2 separate regions of the Homo sapiens genome follow, and region 1 is linked to region 2. A link is a loop called in an ENCODE intact Hi-C map of the cell type or tissue named here. Cell type or tissue: Calu3. All regions are shown on one strand. Links, peaks and the distances in the headings refer to the core of each region. The heading gives the core; the rest is flanking DNA.

Region 1 (8,336 bases), core at 7-8,006, 550 kb before region 2:
ACAAGTTCTCACTGTGTTGCCCAAGCTGATCTTGAACTCTTGGGCTCAAGCGATCTTCCCACCCCAGTTCTTCCAAAATGTTGGGATTACAGGTGTGAAACACTGTGTCTGGCCAGATGCTATTTTATAATGAAAATATAAGAAGTATATTTATTTGTGGCATCACGTTCATAAAGCAGAAGCTATGAAAAATACAAGGAGATGTACATTGGTTGCAAAAGTTATTTAATGAACCTATCTCATTTTGTGAGAAATAGATTTAAAAATTAAGATAGATATAAAAATAAGCAACAGTGTATGTTTTTGTGAATGTTTCATGGGCACTTGAAAAGAGATGCATCCTCTAATTTCAAGGACAGGGCTTGAGATATCGATTGGTATACACTTAGTTTTAAATATAATTATATATTTATGATATATGTTATGTATGTCATATGTAAATATTATTTACATATATATATGTGCTTATACCTGCTATGAAGTCTACAGAGACATTCTCAAATTTCAAAAATGTAAGTAGTACAGACAACATTCTCTGACCACAATGCATTACAACTGGAAATAAACAAACAAACATAGAAAACAAAAAGTCCTTACCACCTAGGTATGAAAAAACAAAACCATCTTTAACAGGTCAGGTGAAAAAAATCAAAATGGAAATTGAAGAATACATAGAAAATAACAATTTTCAAAGTACTGTATAACCAAGCTGGGTGCAGTGTCATGCACCTGTAGTCCCAACTACTTGGGATGCTGAGGCGGTAAGATCACTTGGGTCCAGCATTTCAAGGCTGTAGTGCCCTATGATCATGCCTTTGAATAGCCACTCTAGTCCAGCCCGGGCAACATAATGATACCCCATCTGCTAAAAAAATCGAGAAACAAACAAGAAAACTCCATGTCAGAATTAATGGAAAATAGTTAAAGCAGGGATTAGAGGCAAATTCATAGCCCTGAATACCTATATTAATGATCCAGAAAGAATGAAAGCAAATGAATTAAGCTTTCCACCCAAGAAATTACAATTTTAAAAAATCTAAATAAAACATAAGAAAGGATTTAATAAAATAGAAGTAGAAATTACTGAAGCAGAATGTAGAAACATAGTAGAACCAATATATAAATCATGAGCTTTTTCGGGACAAAAATAATAAAATAGATCGTTTATTAACTAACCTAATCAAGAAAAAAGAGAGAAAGTTTAAATATACAAAAAATAAAAAGAGGGAAGTAACTACAGATACAGAGGAAGTTAAAAGAACTACTTATCTTAGTTCCTTGCGAATGAACTTGAACACCTTAATGAAAGGGTCCTTTTTCTAGGAAAATATAATTTAGTGAAAAGAAGGAGACCAGACAGACAAGAATGCAGCATTATTCACTAGTCATTCACAACTAGAGTGAAGTGAGAGAGATTACAGTTTCTTCTCAGGCATGTCTGGGACATGCCTGAATACTCAGTGTGTTTCTGATGACTTAATGTTGATGTATTTATTTTTCATCTTAATTAAGATGCAGTATCAGTGATACACTTCCCCAGTTTCTGAAAATTCTTGTGTAAATACACTTGCTGGCACTGTGTGTTCCTGCTAGAAGAGTAGGCCGGGTGCAGTGGCTCATACCTGTAATCCCAGCACTCTGGGAGGCCGAGGCGGGTGGATTTTGAGGTCAGGAGATTGAGACCATCCTGGCCAACACGGTGAAACCCCGTATCTACTAAAAATACCAAAATTAGCTGGGCGTGGTGGCACGTGCCTGTAATCCCAGGTACTCAGGAGGCTGAGGCAGGAGAATTGCTTGAACCCGGGAGGTGGAGGTTGCAGTGAGCCAAGATCACGCCACTGTGCTCCAGCCTGGTGAAAGAGCGAGACTCCGTCTCGAAAAAAAAAAAAAAAAAAAGAGTAGCAGCACTATAATATAGCACAGTTCCTCCACCTTCACCCCACTCCCACCCCAGGAAGTGACAACAGATTGATTTTTGAAAAAGAAATCTACGAAATAAACACTTATCTATTAGTCTCCAGTATCCTCCTTCCTATTTCTGTCCCCTCAAAAGGTTGCTAGGCAACCGGGTAGGAAAAAATGTCCAAAGCCCTTTTAAAGAGAAGACATGCTTACAATGTCAGAAAAATAAATGTGTGCTTGCTCAGTTAGGCCCCCTTACAAACTGCCAGGACCCGCAGCATAATCCATTCAGTAGCAATTATTGCAATTGATCTTGAGGTTGGTGAAAACAATTGGCCATATTCTGGCTCAGTGGAGACATGACCCAAGCCATCCAGGTGTGAGAGGGGGTGCTGCTGTGGTGTCTTTTGCCCTTGAAAGAGGACGAATGTTCGGTAGTTACTGCTGGGGCCTCTCTGCCCATGTGTGTGATTCTATTCTTGCAGTTAGTACGATCTCTATAAAGCCTTTGTAGCGCTCACTGTTGTTGATAACCAGTCTTCCTCAGGAACTGCTACTACATCTCCTCTGGCATTTCATATATCCACCTGACTTTAAATGGAGCCTGTCAGCCTATGCTTCTGTGGGCATTGGCATGCACATGGTCTCTGGTGATCCAGGCTCAGATTGCTCTAAGGAACTGTACAGCCTTCCTACCTGGTGTGTGTGCCAGGGTCTGCTCATGGTGACAGGTGTTGATGTTCAGCTGCTAATTTCCCCCATTAGAGACAATGTGGTAGGATCTGATGGTACAATCTGTTCATCTGAGGTCTGCCCTGATTTTTTCTGTCTAGAATATAATGCTAACTTTATGGAAACAATAAAAGAAGAAATAGATGCACAATCTGCCCTTTAAATGGTTTTGCTTTGTTGAGGAAAAAAAAATCCATAGTAGTCAATTTCTTTTTGTCTATTACAAATTTATTAACAGTGTGTCATAATTAGGTGCATGGCTTTGCCTTAGAGGACAAATGGTGCTTGTTGAACTGTGACGTTGGTCTTATTGTGGTAAAATGACCCATTTGGTTTTACCAGCTGTGACTTTGGAGGGAGCTAAATGACAGAAAACACGTAAAACTCAACAGATGAAAACATTCTCAGCTCATACTCTATCGCTGATCATTCAGCATCTCAAACAAAATGTTCTTTGGATTTGCTTGCTAGTGTCTTATAATCTGAAGAATGCTAATGCTTAAGTTGATAGGATGAACTGAAGAATAATATGCTTGAGTTGATGCTTAAGTTGATAGGATGTCAGAAGGGCAACTGGCTTATCATATCAGGCCTGGATTCCCCATTAATATGATATAAAATGCTCTAGCAGAATCTAAAGAAGTGGTGTCTCATTAATCAAGAATAAATCCCAAATGCAGAAACAAGATGGTTGTAATTGTGGACTTTGGAATTGGGCTGCCTGCATTTGAAGCTCGGCCGCACCATTACCAGCTTCTGAACTTCTCTAAGCCTCTGTTTTCTTATCTCTAAAACAGACTTGTTTATCTTCCTCATAGGGTTTATGTGAGGATTAAATCAGCACATTATTAGCACAGTGCTTTCACATAGTAAGTACTCAAGAAGTGAGTTATTATTATCTAATAACTTATTATTGTTAGCTGTTGTTATTATTATCATGAATGACTCAGGCTTCAGAAATATTAGACTGCAGAAAAATGGTCCAGCTTATAGGAAAGTCTTGGGTTCCTGACTGGACCTAAAAGAGCCAGGGGGAGACCCATGAATCAGCTCCCTTTGGCTGACTCCCTATCTTTGACTTAGCACTCATGACTGAGTTGGTGAGAAATTGGGGCCCAGAAGAAAAAGGAGTTCCCCTTTTATGGCCATGATCCTGGCAAAAGAGCTTCGAATCACGTGGACTTTCACTGGTTCCTTTACCTTTCTATGTTGGGCGAAATCCTAGAGGCAGAGCGACAGGAAAGAGTCAGAAAGGTGCCATGCCACCTGACTCTTCACTTTTTCAGCTCATACAACATTGGAATCATAGGAACGGAAACCCATAAAGAGATTAAGTCTGTATTTGTGGCCCTTTCCCCTCACTGGCCCCTTTGCTGGATCCCTTTTTCTACATTTTTATTCTTGACTGTCATTTATCCCAAGGAAGTTTTGGTCAATAAAGGTTTACAAAAGGATGCCTCACAGAACATTCCCATTTCAAATAAGGAACTTCTGGATTGAAAAACTATGAGTCTTAATGAGGAAATTTCATGCCCATCACAAGACATGTCTTTTTAAGTAGGGGAAGAGGGTTTCTATAATCTCTTCTTTATCTCTCAAATATATGCAAGTGCTCCTAATGTCGGAGGAGACTGGACTCAGTCAGTTGACGATAGCTTGAAGTTGCCTATTGCAAGCCCCAAATTGAAATTCCTTAGAAGCTGGTTTTTTGTCTTTTTTTAAAGAGCGTTGTAACATTCCTGGCCTCTCTCTGTTTTCTAATTCACTTCGTTCCTGCACTTTTCAGCGCTGAATCTACCCTTTGCTCTGCTTTGTGATGCTGGAGTGGACTTGGTGAACATTTCTTCTTTGCCATGTGGCAGATATTAAGCTTTGTCAGCAGAGGGCACTAGAAGGCCACTGCAGGAGGAAAGAACGCTCTTGCAGGTTTCAGTGTGCTTTTTCCTAATTGCTTCTGTGGCCTTTGGCTCTCAGTGGCATTTGGGACACCCTGTGGTGCTCACCCTCCAGCGAATTCTTCTGGCACCTAATCTGGTGGCTTCTCAATGAATTTCAAAGGCACCCCAGCAGGTGGTCTTATGCTTGCCAGCCCTGGCTTGTCTCACCTCAGAGAACTTCACCACGGAGGCCCATAGTGATAGCCTTTCCACTGAGGCCTGAATCTCAGGCTTGGGTTTGGGGGCAGGGGCTCTTCCAAATTTGTTTCTTCTTGGGTACTCCATCTCAGTAGAGGTAGCAGCTGCTTCCAATACCTGCTATATCTGTATTCTTTAGAACTCTCTTTACTCCTTAGTATCTAATCCGCTGTTACAAGTTAAACATTCTTTTTTGTTCTGTTTGGTTTGGTTTTTTTTTGAGATGGAGTCTCGCTTTGTTGCCCAGGCTGGAGTGCACTGGTACAATCTTGGCTCACTGCAACCTCCGCCTCCCAGGTTCAAGCAATTCTCCTGCTTCAGCCTCCCAAGTAGCTGGGATTACAGGCACCCACCACCATGTCCGGCTAATTTTTGTATTTTTAGTAGAGACGGGGTTTCACCATGTTGACCAGGCTGGTCTTGAACTCCTGACCTCAGGTGATCCACCCGCCTCAGCCTCCCAAAGTGCTGGGATTACAGGCGTGAGCCACTACGCCTGGCCTAAGTTAAACATTCTTTATATTAAATTTTCTTTGTTCAAATTTCTGGTGTGGTTTCCGTCTTTTGATTGGACCCAAACTGATAGATGCTAGAGGATGAGAAGTGATGTATGCAGATGGTGAGTTTGGGGAGGAACTGGTCGTGCATGGTCCTGCTCTTTCCCTTCTGCTTTCTTCTGGAAGTTAGCCTGCCTGCTTGATTGCTCTCAGCGTAGTTAAGCTCAGGGGCAAAGGCTGTGTTCCTGACTGAGGTACCTGTGGTGGTCCAGCCCAGTCCCAAGACTGGCCAGATAAGTCTATCTCTACCTCTGCCTTTCAGTTTGAGAAAGTCCACTCCCTGCAGATGAAAGCTACATTCTCCAAGATCAGTTCTATCTATAATAAAGGTATTATTTTGGACCTTATCTGCTGACTGTGTTCATCGTGTTCAGAATCCAGGTAGGGAGAAGTCCTGTTTTTATTGCCACTCCCCTTTCCCCAACAATTTTCATATAAAACAACTCTTTTAAAATAACTTGCCACCAGAAAAAGTGATTGATAAGCACGGCATGTTTAACCTTTGGCTTTAACTATACCCCGGCCCTCCCCCATACCACTGTGGTTTTTATCCCACCACACATATAAAGCTTTTTTTTTTTTTTCTTAAAATACTAATCTAATTGAGGAGTGATTCTACATCTCTCATTAGACACACTGTAATGATCACCTTCAAAGAGCACACTTCCAAAGAACCCATGTAAACAGTCCAGAATTTGATGATGGAAAAGCATTTAGAGAACAACATGATCTATTTGAAACACATCTCTTTAAAATAATAATTTTTTTAAAAAAATTATGCATTTACAAATGTGTGTGAAAAAGAACAGGGTTGTGGTTTCCACTCTATATGTGAAGGACCACCTAGGAAAAGGGTCGTTAGCCAGTCCTGGGGCAAGGTCTACTTCCCTGACACACTGGACAATAACAGTTGGAACTGATGATATTGCCGAGTTCTTATTGAAGGAGGAAATTAAAGAATGGATGTCAGTAAATGACCACATTGGCTCAGACAACGAGCCACACACCCACTTGTCCCCTCCATCATCTCTATTGACATGGCACCTTCTATTGTCCTTGACTTTCTCCTGCACTCTTCATGCATGGCTGAATTGCTTATGCGTCCTGTGTTTGCGTAAGGAGAGTACAGTAGAGGGAAAGGTACCCCAATGTGCTTTAGAGATAATGAGAAAATGTGATTCATGCCTTTTGTGAACACTTACATTTTGAGGTAGTGGTCAAGGATTAATAGAGCTTGGTGACACCCCCAAACCTCTGCAAGTCATTCCCACAGGCCTGGGGTAATAATACCTGATATGGGAAACATGTAATCTTCATATTCTGGGATGGCCTTTGAAGCAGATTGGTGCTGGGCTGGAAAGCCAGAGGACGTGAACACCTGTCACTTACTGACTATAGTGGTTAGGAATGGTTTATTATGAACTGGGTGATTCAATGTAGTAACTTTACATTTTAGTGATTATAGCCTAACATTGCAAATGGCATTATTTAAGGTATAGGACCAAACAGGTCATTAAGAATCAGAATCAAAAGAATCAACAAGGCTGGGTGTGGTGGCTCACGCCTGTAATCCCAGCACTTTGGGAGGCCAAGGCGGGCAGATCACAAGGTCAGGAGATCGAGACCATCCTGGCCCACATGGTAAAACCCTGTCTCTACTAAAAATACAAAAATTAGCTGGGTGTGATGGCACATGCCTGTATTCCCAACTACTCGGGAGGCTGAGGCAGGAGAATCGCTTGAACCCAGGAGATGGAGATTGAAGTGAGCTGAGATCACGCCACTGCACTCCAGCCTGGGTGACAGAGCAAGACTCCTTCTCAACAACAACAAAGAAGAATCAACAAGCTTGAAATTTAACTACAAGCTTTTGCTTTTCTCCTTACTACCTTTGGTAATTCCTTCAGTTACTGTAAAGTATCATAGTTATTAATCATAGAAGCTTCCCTTTCTTAGACAGTGGTAATCTAAGGCTGAGATGTGATCTAGGAGCATTTTGTCTTTGCTTTCTTCCAGACATTTCCCCATCTAATGTTCTCCTTACACATCTCTTCTTCTCTTCCTTTTCCCTACTTTAAGGGATTGACCCTGATTGGGAGGTGCCTTTGTGGTGGATTTAGCACTTAGCATGGATATCTTTTCTAACCTGGACGAATCTTTCACATTTAATGACGGTATAGTATGTAGCATTGTGATACTGATTTCTGTTTCATTTTCATATCATCTATTTTCTAATTATAAATGCCTCCAACTATTTCTGTAATTTTTTCAAATGTTTTCTCTAGTGGAATTATTAGCATATATATATATATACACTATATATAGTATATATATATAATGTATAAATATATATATTTGAAAGACAGTCTCACTTTGTCACCCAGGCTGGAGTACAGTGGCTCCATCTCGGCTCACTGCAGCCCCGACCTCCCAGGTTCAGACGATCCTCCTGCCTCAGCCTCCCAAGTAGCTGATACTACAGGCACCTGCCACCATGCCTGGCTAAGTGTTGTATTTTTAGTAGAGACAGGGTTTTGTTGTATTGCCCAGGCTGATCTTGAACTCTTGAGCTGAAGTGATCTGCCCGCCTCAGCCTCTCAAAGTGCTAGGATTACAGGCATGAACCACCACACTGGCCACATATGCATATTTTGAATATATCTTCGTCTGTGTCACGTATGCTGAGGTTATTACCCAGGGATACCCACCACTGGAACGAGGTAGCAGATTCTTGCAAGTGGAACCCAGCAATAAGGTTCAGTGTTTGTAGCTGCTGGAATCGAACCACTCAAGGTCACTATTTACAGTGTGTTCTATGGAGTTTTGGCCCACAGAGCATTATTCATAATCCTGTGGGACCATTTGCTGATTGCTTCCTCCTTGGCTGTAGCTCTGTTGCCCCCACTGCTCTGAAATTGCTCACTGAGCCACCCCCAGAAGATGCGGCAGTATATTCTCTCTTTGCATTCAAGTTTCTTGGAAGGATACTAAGTGTTCATTTGTCAGT
Region 2 (8,336 bases), core at 94-8,093:
CTCTCTTCTAACCCCACAATTTGTACATTATTAATAATTTTGTTTGGTTGATTTTTGCTTGATGTGCCCACATATTTACCACTGCGTTTGTGCATGATTCCCTCTTACATCTCAGACCTTTCATTTGGGTCATTTTCTTTTTTCCTGATCTGCATGTGTTTGAACTTTTCCTTATTGAAGCCTATTAATAGCCCCTCTCTAGAAGGAGCTCTCTAACTTTGTCTGCTTCGTGGGCATCATTTCTGAGGCTGGTTTGAAAGCACAATGATCCAGGTGATTTGCTGCTTTGAGGATGGCAACAGTAACTCTTAGATAAAACAGACTTTGTTAAACAGGAAATGTTCCAGTCACACCCCAGGGCTCTGCCTCTAGGCATTATGACTCTGTTATCTCTTACACATAAAGGATACCAGATACATGCATCAAAATGTACCTGCCAGAATCTTAAATCCTTTAATCTGAGCAAATGATATAAAGCAAATTTATAAAGAAAATCTCACTATATTTTTGGCTGAAAAGTGGAATTCTTTAAAATAAATGTGGTATGCAAGGTTGCTTTAATATTCCAATAAAACCACTTCAAAATTCCTATTCCCGGTTCCCTCGTTCTCCATAATGGACATTTGTGTTTTATGCCTGCCAGGCATCTATTGTTTCTTCTTCTGGTCATATCGCCTTCATTTTTCTTTGAGAAAATATTCTTTCTTCATTCTTTCCCAATGAAAGTAAAGGGATGAGCTCACCTTCTGATTCCAGAGATAGTCACCCAACTCAAGTGTGGTCAATCAAGGCATTCTAATCCTCTGGGCAAAACGGATGGACACCTGACCCTAGACAGGCTGATGAGATTCCTGAGGTGAGATCATGAAGCCCCAGACCAGTACTGCAGGCTGTACAAGCTTCCTGAGGCCTCACCAGAAGCAGAGCAGATACTGGCACCATGCTTGTATAGCCTGCAGAACTGTGAGCCAGTTAAACCTCTTTTCTTTATAAATTATGCAGTCTCAGGTATTCCTCTGGGGAGCCCTCAAAGAAACTGTGTGTGGGTGATATGGTTTGGATGTTTGTTCCCTGCAAATCTCACGTTGAAATGTAATCCCCAATGATGGAGGTGGGGTCTGGTGGCCTAACACAGCGGGGGAAAGAAGAGGGCATGAGGAATGGCATTCTACTTTGTAGCAGGTTAATGAGTGGGATTTTCTGTTTGCCCCAAAATTGGTGCTTAGGATCCAATGCTGGAGACAAAAAGGCAGTAAGTACCCCACATTCTAAAGAAAGCGGCTGACCATTGGGATGCTCACCACGCTCACAGCTTACTGGGTGGGGTGGGGTGGGGTGGGGTGGGGTGGGCGTTGAGCTGGCCCTTCTTTTTGTTTTTTGAGATGGAGTCTCACTCTGTTGCCCAGGCTGGAGTACAGTGGTGCGATCTCGGCTCACTGCAATCTCTGCCTCCCGGGTTCAAGCGATTCTCCTGCCTCAGCCTCCTGAGTAGCTGGGACTGCAGGCGCATGCCACCACGCCCGGCTGGTTTTTGTATTTTTAGTAGAGACGGGATTTCACCATGTTGGTCAGGCTGGTCTCGAACTCCTGACCTCAGGTGATCCGCCTGCCTCGGTCTCCCAAAGTGCTGGGATTGCAGGTGTAAGCCACCACGTCTGGCCGAGCTGGCCCTTCTAACACCAGCCATAGCCTCGAACCAGCCCCACAACCCCACCACCTTCTCAGAGAAGAGAGAAGAGATTTGCTAGGGTTGTGAGTTGGGGTCCAACACCCCATTGCAGCTAGAGCCTGGAGGATGAAGAGGAGGCAGCATCCCAGAGGTGATATAGCCCTTCCACTCTGAGGGAAGGTGGAGAGGTTGGGAGAGGACCAGAGCAGTTCACAGCCCTGTCCTGACCACTGCAGTTCCTTTGAGCCATAAGCCTGACAAGATGGGAAAATAGACAGCTTTGAGAAGCTGGAACATCTTTAATAATCAAGGGTGTTCATGAAGTTACGGAATCTAAGCTGGTGGTGGTGCTAAGGGGTCCACTACCTAATGAGAAAGAGATAATAATCTGGAAAGGAGACAAAGACAAATAAAACCAGTTTATGTTTTACCCCACCCAGTTAGGATTGTACAAAAATGTTTACAACTAATTTACAATAATGGCAGAATAAGCACCAGGGATCTTCTTTTTTGGGGGTGGAGGGGCACGGAGTCTTGCTCTGTTGCCCAGGCTGGAGTGCAGTGGCTCAATCTCGGCTCACTGCAACTTCCACCTCCCAGGTTCAAGCAATTCTCCTGCCTCAGCCTCCTGAGTAGCAGGGATTACAGGCACATGCCACCAAGCTAATTTTTGACTAATTTTTGTATTTTTAGTGGAGACTAATTTTTGTATTTTTAGTAGAGACAGGGTTTCACTATGTTGGCCAGGCTGCTTGAACTCCTGACCTCAGGTGATCCACCCGCCTTGGCCTCCCAAACTGCTGGGATTACAGACATGAGCCACCACACCTGGCCGTATTTTTTTTTTTTTTTTTTTTTTTAGGCAGGGCCTCACTCTGTTGCACAGGCTGGAGTACAGTGGTGCAATTATGGTTCATTGCAGCCTTGACCTCCTGGGCTCAAGTGATCCTCTCTGCTCAGCCTCCCGAGTAGCTGAGACTACAGGCACACACCACCACACCCGGCTAATTTTTTGTATTGTTTGTAGAGACAGGGTTTCGCTGTGTTGCCCTGGCTGATTCCAAACCCCTGAGCTCAAGCAATCCTCTCACCTTGGCCTCCCAAAGTGCAGGAATTATAGGCATGGGCCGCCGTGCTGGACCAGTACCAAGGATCTTATTTTCTCCTGATAGTAGTCAAGCTGCCTTACTCTTTCCTATTAGGGAAAAACAAGCTTGATTGTGAATATTTTCCCCCAGATAACTTCAGAGAACAAAAACAAAGAAAAGGGCCCAAAGTAGACTCAACCATTTTATGAGCAGAGAAGGACAAAGAACTTCGACTAGATTTCTATGTTCTTACACACTGAAAGGAAGGAGTGAAAGGACAGGCTGTGGGGTCCAATCAAGGCAATGGCTCCATGATGCCAGGGCATGGTGTTAGTGAAGTGAACAGTGGAGCATGGCCTGCAGACCTAGAAGAGCATCTCCCATGTTGGGCCACTGTGCAGCCCGGGGGACCTTTGGCACATCACAGCAAGAGCTGGAGAATGCCTCCCGGCAGGGCTGAAAGAAATGGTGAATTTCTCGTGGTGCCTGAGGGCACGGCATCCCCACCTGGGCCTTTGGTTTTTTTAAGTTTTATTTTCTTCTTAACTGACAAATAATAATTATATATATTTATGGGGTATAATGTGATGTTTTGATACATGTGTACATTGTGGAATGATCAAATCAGGCTGATTAACTTATCCATCACTTCAAATATTTTTTGTTTCTTTGTGGTAAAACATTTAAAATTCATTCCTTTAGCTATTTAGAAATATGCGATACATTATTATTAACTATAGTCAGTCACCATGCCATGTAATAGATCACCAGAAAAGCATACCTGGAGTTTCCTCAGATAATGCATACGGGGTAGCCTGAATAAATAGGTTTTTACTACTAATGTTGTAACCCTATTTTTCCTTCCATGCAGATGTGGCCTGGGGAAAGATGGGAAAAAGGAGACCGGAGGCAAAACTCCAATCTCTCCTCCCTTCAAGCTGATCTAAAAACTCACTTTTTTCTGTGTGTTGTGGCTCACACCTGTAGTCTCAGCACTTTGGGAAACTGGGGCAGGAGGATCACTTGAAGCCAAGAGTTCGAGACCAGCCTGGGCAATATAGCGAGACCCTGTCTCTACAAATGAATAAAATAAAACTCACTTTTAAAGTACAAACTGCTTTGCATTCCCTGGAAATGGCAATGTATTTGATAGGCATTAGCTTTAGTTTTTATTTCATGGAGCAAATCCTTGTAACCTCTCACTTCTTAGGCCACACCATGCCCTCCGCCTGCGTAGACACTCGTGCACTGCATAGGCCCTGTGTTAAATCCCGCTTAATTGATAGTAGAGATTTTCTTCTCCTACTGCTCCTCCTTCCAAAGTAAATTTAAAATGGAGCAAACTTGAAAGAAAAAAAGAGGGAGAGAGAGACAAAGGGAGAAAGAAGAAGGAAAGAAAAGAAAAGGAAATCTATGGCTTAACTTCTTACTTGTGGGCCTTGGAGAAAATCAGCTGAAAGAAAGGGGTGGGAGGAGGTGAGAGTTAACTGGTGCTCAGTGGACTCCAATTACAACCTAATGGCAAACTGGGGAAAGCACAGACTTCTTGTCTTACTCTAGTCAGGGGGGTCTGAAAGAAGCTGCAATCCCCTTGGGAGGGAGACTTAGAAAGGCGCCTTGTTTTAGTGTTACTTTTAGAGTAGTGGGGGCCGTGATGCTGGTGAGTGGAATAAACAGGAAAAAGAAAAGCAAAAGAACGCTTCCTTTGTGCGTTTTTAACAGGAAAGCCCTCATTGTCTCCTCAGGCTCCACAGACGCCACCTAGTGGGCAAACAACCAGCTGACACTCAGCCGGCAGCTGGGGTCAGCCAGAGTTGACATTTCACGTCGCCCTTACTTCACCTGCCCAGTGCAGGAGTGTAGACAGCGCTTTAGCTCCTCGAAGGTTGCCCATCACTTTTGGGGCAGAAGCAGCAGCTGATCAGGACTGACGGAAGGTGGCTCGGGAGAACCAGGGAGCCCCAAGAGGTGGGACAGAGCAAAGGGGAGTCCTGGCTGCCGCATGCCAGCCAGGAGTCAGGAACTAGAGAGGCCAAGGACTGGCCAGGGTTCCAGCAACACCAAGGATCTGGAATCTAGGGTATCTGATGAGGCGAGTTGGAACTCAGTGGTCCTCAAAACAGAGGTCTAATGCTTAGAAGGTCATCACTATTCAAGACAGTAGCACCAGCCTGCAGACATGCAGTGGTGAGGTTCATTCTAGGCAGGAAATAGCTCTCCTCTGATCCATGCTATATTTTATACTACTGTGTGTGCCTTTGTGGGCCTGGAGAAGACTTCTGGGGCCCGAGAAAGTCTGGATATAAGGAATATTGAACATAAGTTTACCAATCAGTTGACCTTCAGATAGGGAGGTTAGCCTGGATCATGCAGGCAGGCCCAGGGTCATCACTTGAGTCCTTAAAGGCAGAAGGACTCAGGCATGGCAGAATGAGAAGTCAGTGCACGGCTGCTGTTTTGCAGATGAAGGGGACCACGTAAAAAGGAATATTGGTGGCCGGGCGTGGTGGCTCACGCCTGTAATCCCAGCACTTTGGGAGGCCGAGGCGGGTGGATCACGAGGTCAGGAGATTTTGACCATTCTGGCTAACACATGAAACCCCGTCTCTACTAAAAATACAAAAAATTAGCCGGGCGTGCTGGCAGGCGCCTGTAGTCCCAGCTACTCGGGAGGCTGAGGCAGAAGAATGGTGTGAACCCGGGAGGCAGAGCTTGCAGTGAGCCCAGATCGCGCCACTGCACTCCAGCCTGGGCGACAGAGCGAGACTCTGTCTCAAAAAAAAAAAAAAAAAAGGAATACTAGTGCAGTGGCCTCAAGGAGCTGGGACAATGCCAGACCGAAAGTCAGCAAGGAAGCAAGGACTTCAGACCTACCGCTGCGAGGAACTGGATTCGGCCAGCAACCTGAATGAGCTTGGAGGCACGTCTCCCAGCGAAGCCTGGCAATGGGAGCCCGGCCTCGGGAGCATGCGCATCTAGGCAGTGAGTCCAGCCAAGCCAGCCCAGATTTCTGACCCACTGAACCGTAAGAGAATAAATGGATGTGCTGTAAATTTCCCAATTTATGATAGTCTGTCAAACAGCAATGGAAAACTAAGACCAACCCTAACTGAGTTAGCTGGAATGGAGGGTGACTCAAAAGTTACATGGCATAGCCTCTTGGGCAAACACTCTCCACAGCAGTTGGGAGGCTGAGGTGGGAGGTTCACTTGAGCCCGTGATTTCAAGACCAGCCTGGGCAACATAGTGATAATCTATTGCTACAAAACTTTTTTAAAAAAATTAGCTGGGCCTGGTAGCATGTGCCTGTAATGCCAGCTACTTGAGAGGCTGAGGTGGTAGGATCACTTGAGTCTGGGAGGTGAAGGCTGCAGTGAGCTATTGCACCACTGCAATCCAGCCTGGGTGACAGAGCAAGACCGTGTCTTAGGAAAATTATATTTATTTATTTGTTTATTTAAACACTCTCAACTCAAACAAATTTGAAATGGTTCTATTTTTCTCTAACCACTGCCTTCAACTATATGAAGATACATCTTACTGCCTACTGGATAACAGGTACTCTAATAATATCTTGGGTGTTTCTTCAGCTTCCTGGTCACTCTTAGTTATGAAAAGTCTATTTAATTTAAGGTTCCAACATCATATCTGATTGAAAGCATTCCCTCCCCTCATCACCTGAGAGCTTGTAACTGCAGGGAACTGAGTGGAGGGTGTGACATGAATGACTCTTTTACCCTTCTTCCCCCATATCTTCTGGATGGGGTGGCTGCGGCACAGTCTGCCCTTGAGATACCGTCTCCACAGGACACAGGCTCCTGTGGGCTCTAGCTCCTCTGGGAGGTTGAGTCGGGGGAGGAAGAAGAGAGAAAGGGACAGGTGTCTCCTACTTCACTGGGCGGTGTTGTGGCCTTGTCCCGTGGCTGTCCTGCATCTCTGGCTCTCTTGGGTGCATGAGGTCTTCAGAGGGCTCTTAGCAGGGAGTCTCCCTACTGCACTATTGCCCATGTAAGAGTTCCAGCTCTGGCCCAGCCTCTCTCAATCCCCCTTGGCTCCTGCCAGCCTTCTTGGCCCAACCTCCTTTACCCTCCTCAGGGTCCGTTTGACCAACGCGAATATCATACATCCTTGCCACACCAGCCAGTGGGATTGAATCCTGCTCCACGTTCATCCTCCTCGTTTGACCCTGACATTGTTCTTTCATTTTCATTTCCCCTGCTTAGAAAGGCACAGAACAAATTCACATGTCTACTCCCTAACCAGAAAGACAGCAAGAGAATAAAATATCTAAATCCCCCCTTTTCAAGCTTCCCCACTATCTATGAGTAAATTGCTTAGAAGTCGTCTCCCATTATTTAGCTTGGAGGGGGACGGGCATTCCCTCCCCTTCACTAAAGCAATGTTCCTTGCAAAAATCATTGCACGGCTCACAGGGATGAGGGCTTGAATGATGGATGCAAGTAGGAAAGCCAGTTAAGGCACAGCTTAATACTCCCAAGGGAGGCGCCTAACCCAACGGTTGGTGGCTGTCTTTAGAACATGAGGTACGTAAACCTTTGTCCTCATCTTTGAGCCCCAGTCAGCAATTCCTGGGCTCCAGAAACAGTTCTCACTCAACATCCTGTTTCAAAAGTAAGAAATGGTTGGGCTCATGACTGTAATTCCAGCATTTGGGAGGCTGAGGCGGAGGATCCCTTGAGCCTAGGAGTTCAAGATTTCAGTGAGCTATGATTATGCCACTGCACTCCAGCATGGGCAACACAGTGAGACCTTGTCTCAAAAAAAAAAAAAAAAAAAGGTAAAAGAAATGAAAACTGTCTCAACACAAATGCAAAAGATTTCTTCATTTTTTGCCTAATGACATATAATGTTAATAGATTCACAAGACAGGTATGTAGATGTGTACAAACATTGAAATACATCAACTATACAACACAGGATGAGCATGATAAGGCTTAAAGTTCAGGTAAAAAGAAAAATAAAAGGAAAGGCTAGGAGATTTTAGTGGATGAGCTCGCAATGTGACTTGGCCACCAAAGCACTTAATGAAATCTGTGACCAGACACCTCAGAGTATATAGTGCAGCACAGAATGATAATAGCCTCATTGCTCTCACTCTGCTTGGGCCATATCTGGAGGACAATGTGCAATTCTGGGAACCACCTGGGAAAGAGCAGGTGGTCAAACAATATTGACAGAGCTCAACAAAAAGCAACTGGATGAGAAGGTGCTTATAAGATGCCCCATGGGAATATTTGAACACACTGGGGATTTTTCATTTGGATATGACTTGAGGACGGGGAGAGGAAATGATTGCTCTTTGAAGGGTGTTAGCAGTTCCAGAGAGTAAAGCTAAAGCAAATGAACATATAAGTTACAGAGAGGAAGACTGCAACTCAATACAAGAAGAAACATCAAACTTTTCTAATGATACTAATAGTTATCACTGAGTGCTCACTGTGAGTCTAGCACTCGACTTGTATGAACTCATGAAATCTTCACAGCAACCTATAAGGCGGGTACTATTGTCCTCATTTTATGGATGAGGAGACTGAGTGGCATCAAGATAAGTAACTTGT

Evidence for each region. Hi-C counts contacts between places; a loop is a spot of excess contacts. Peaks named below come from ENCODE experiments on the same cell type or tissue, not always from the same donor. Only the 100,000 strongest peaks of a DNase experiment are listed, where the experiment ranks them.
Region 1: a loop joins it to region 2, with 5 times the contacts of the local background. A loop is called at or near these places in 15 of 110 quality-filtered maps.

Annotation. Positions count from the first base shown.
Region 1 is chr2:170,320,234-170,328,569 of GRCh38, forward strand. All of the region lies in intron 7 of MYO3B (myosin IIIB), which reads left to right. Among named protein-coding and RNA genes, the nearest start is that of MYO3B-AS1, 27 kb to the right of the region's middle. RefSeq lists an enhancer at 4,403-4,942. In Calu3, for the core only: no CTCF peak of the experiment used is centred there; a DNase peak (open chromatin) is centred at 4,518.
Region 2 is chr2:170,868,877-170,877,212 of GRCh38, forward strand. No RefSeq gene overlaps it. Among named protein-coding and RNA genes, the nearest start is that of GAD1-AS1, 54 kb to the left of the region's middle. RefSeq lists an enhancer at 4,728-4,787. In Calu3, for the core only: a CTCF peak has its summit at 4,522 (motif pointing left); a DNase peak (open chromatin) is centred at 4,515.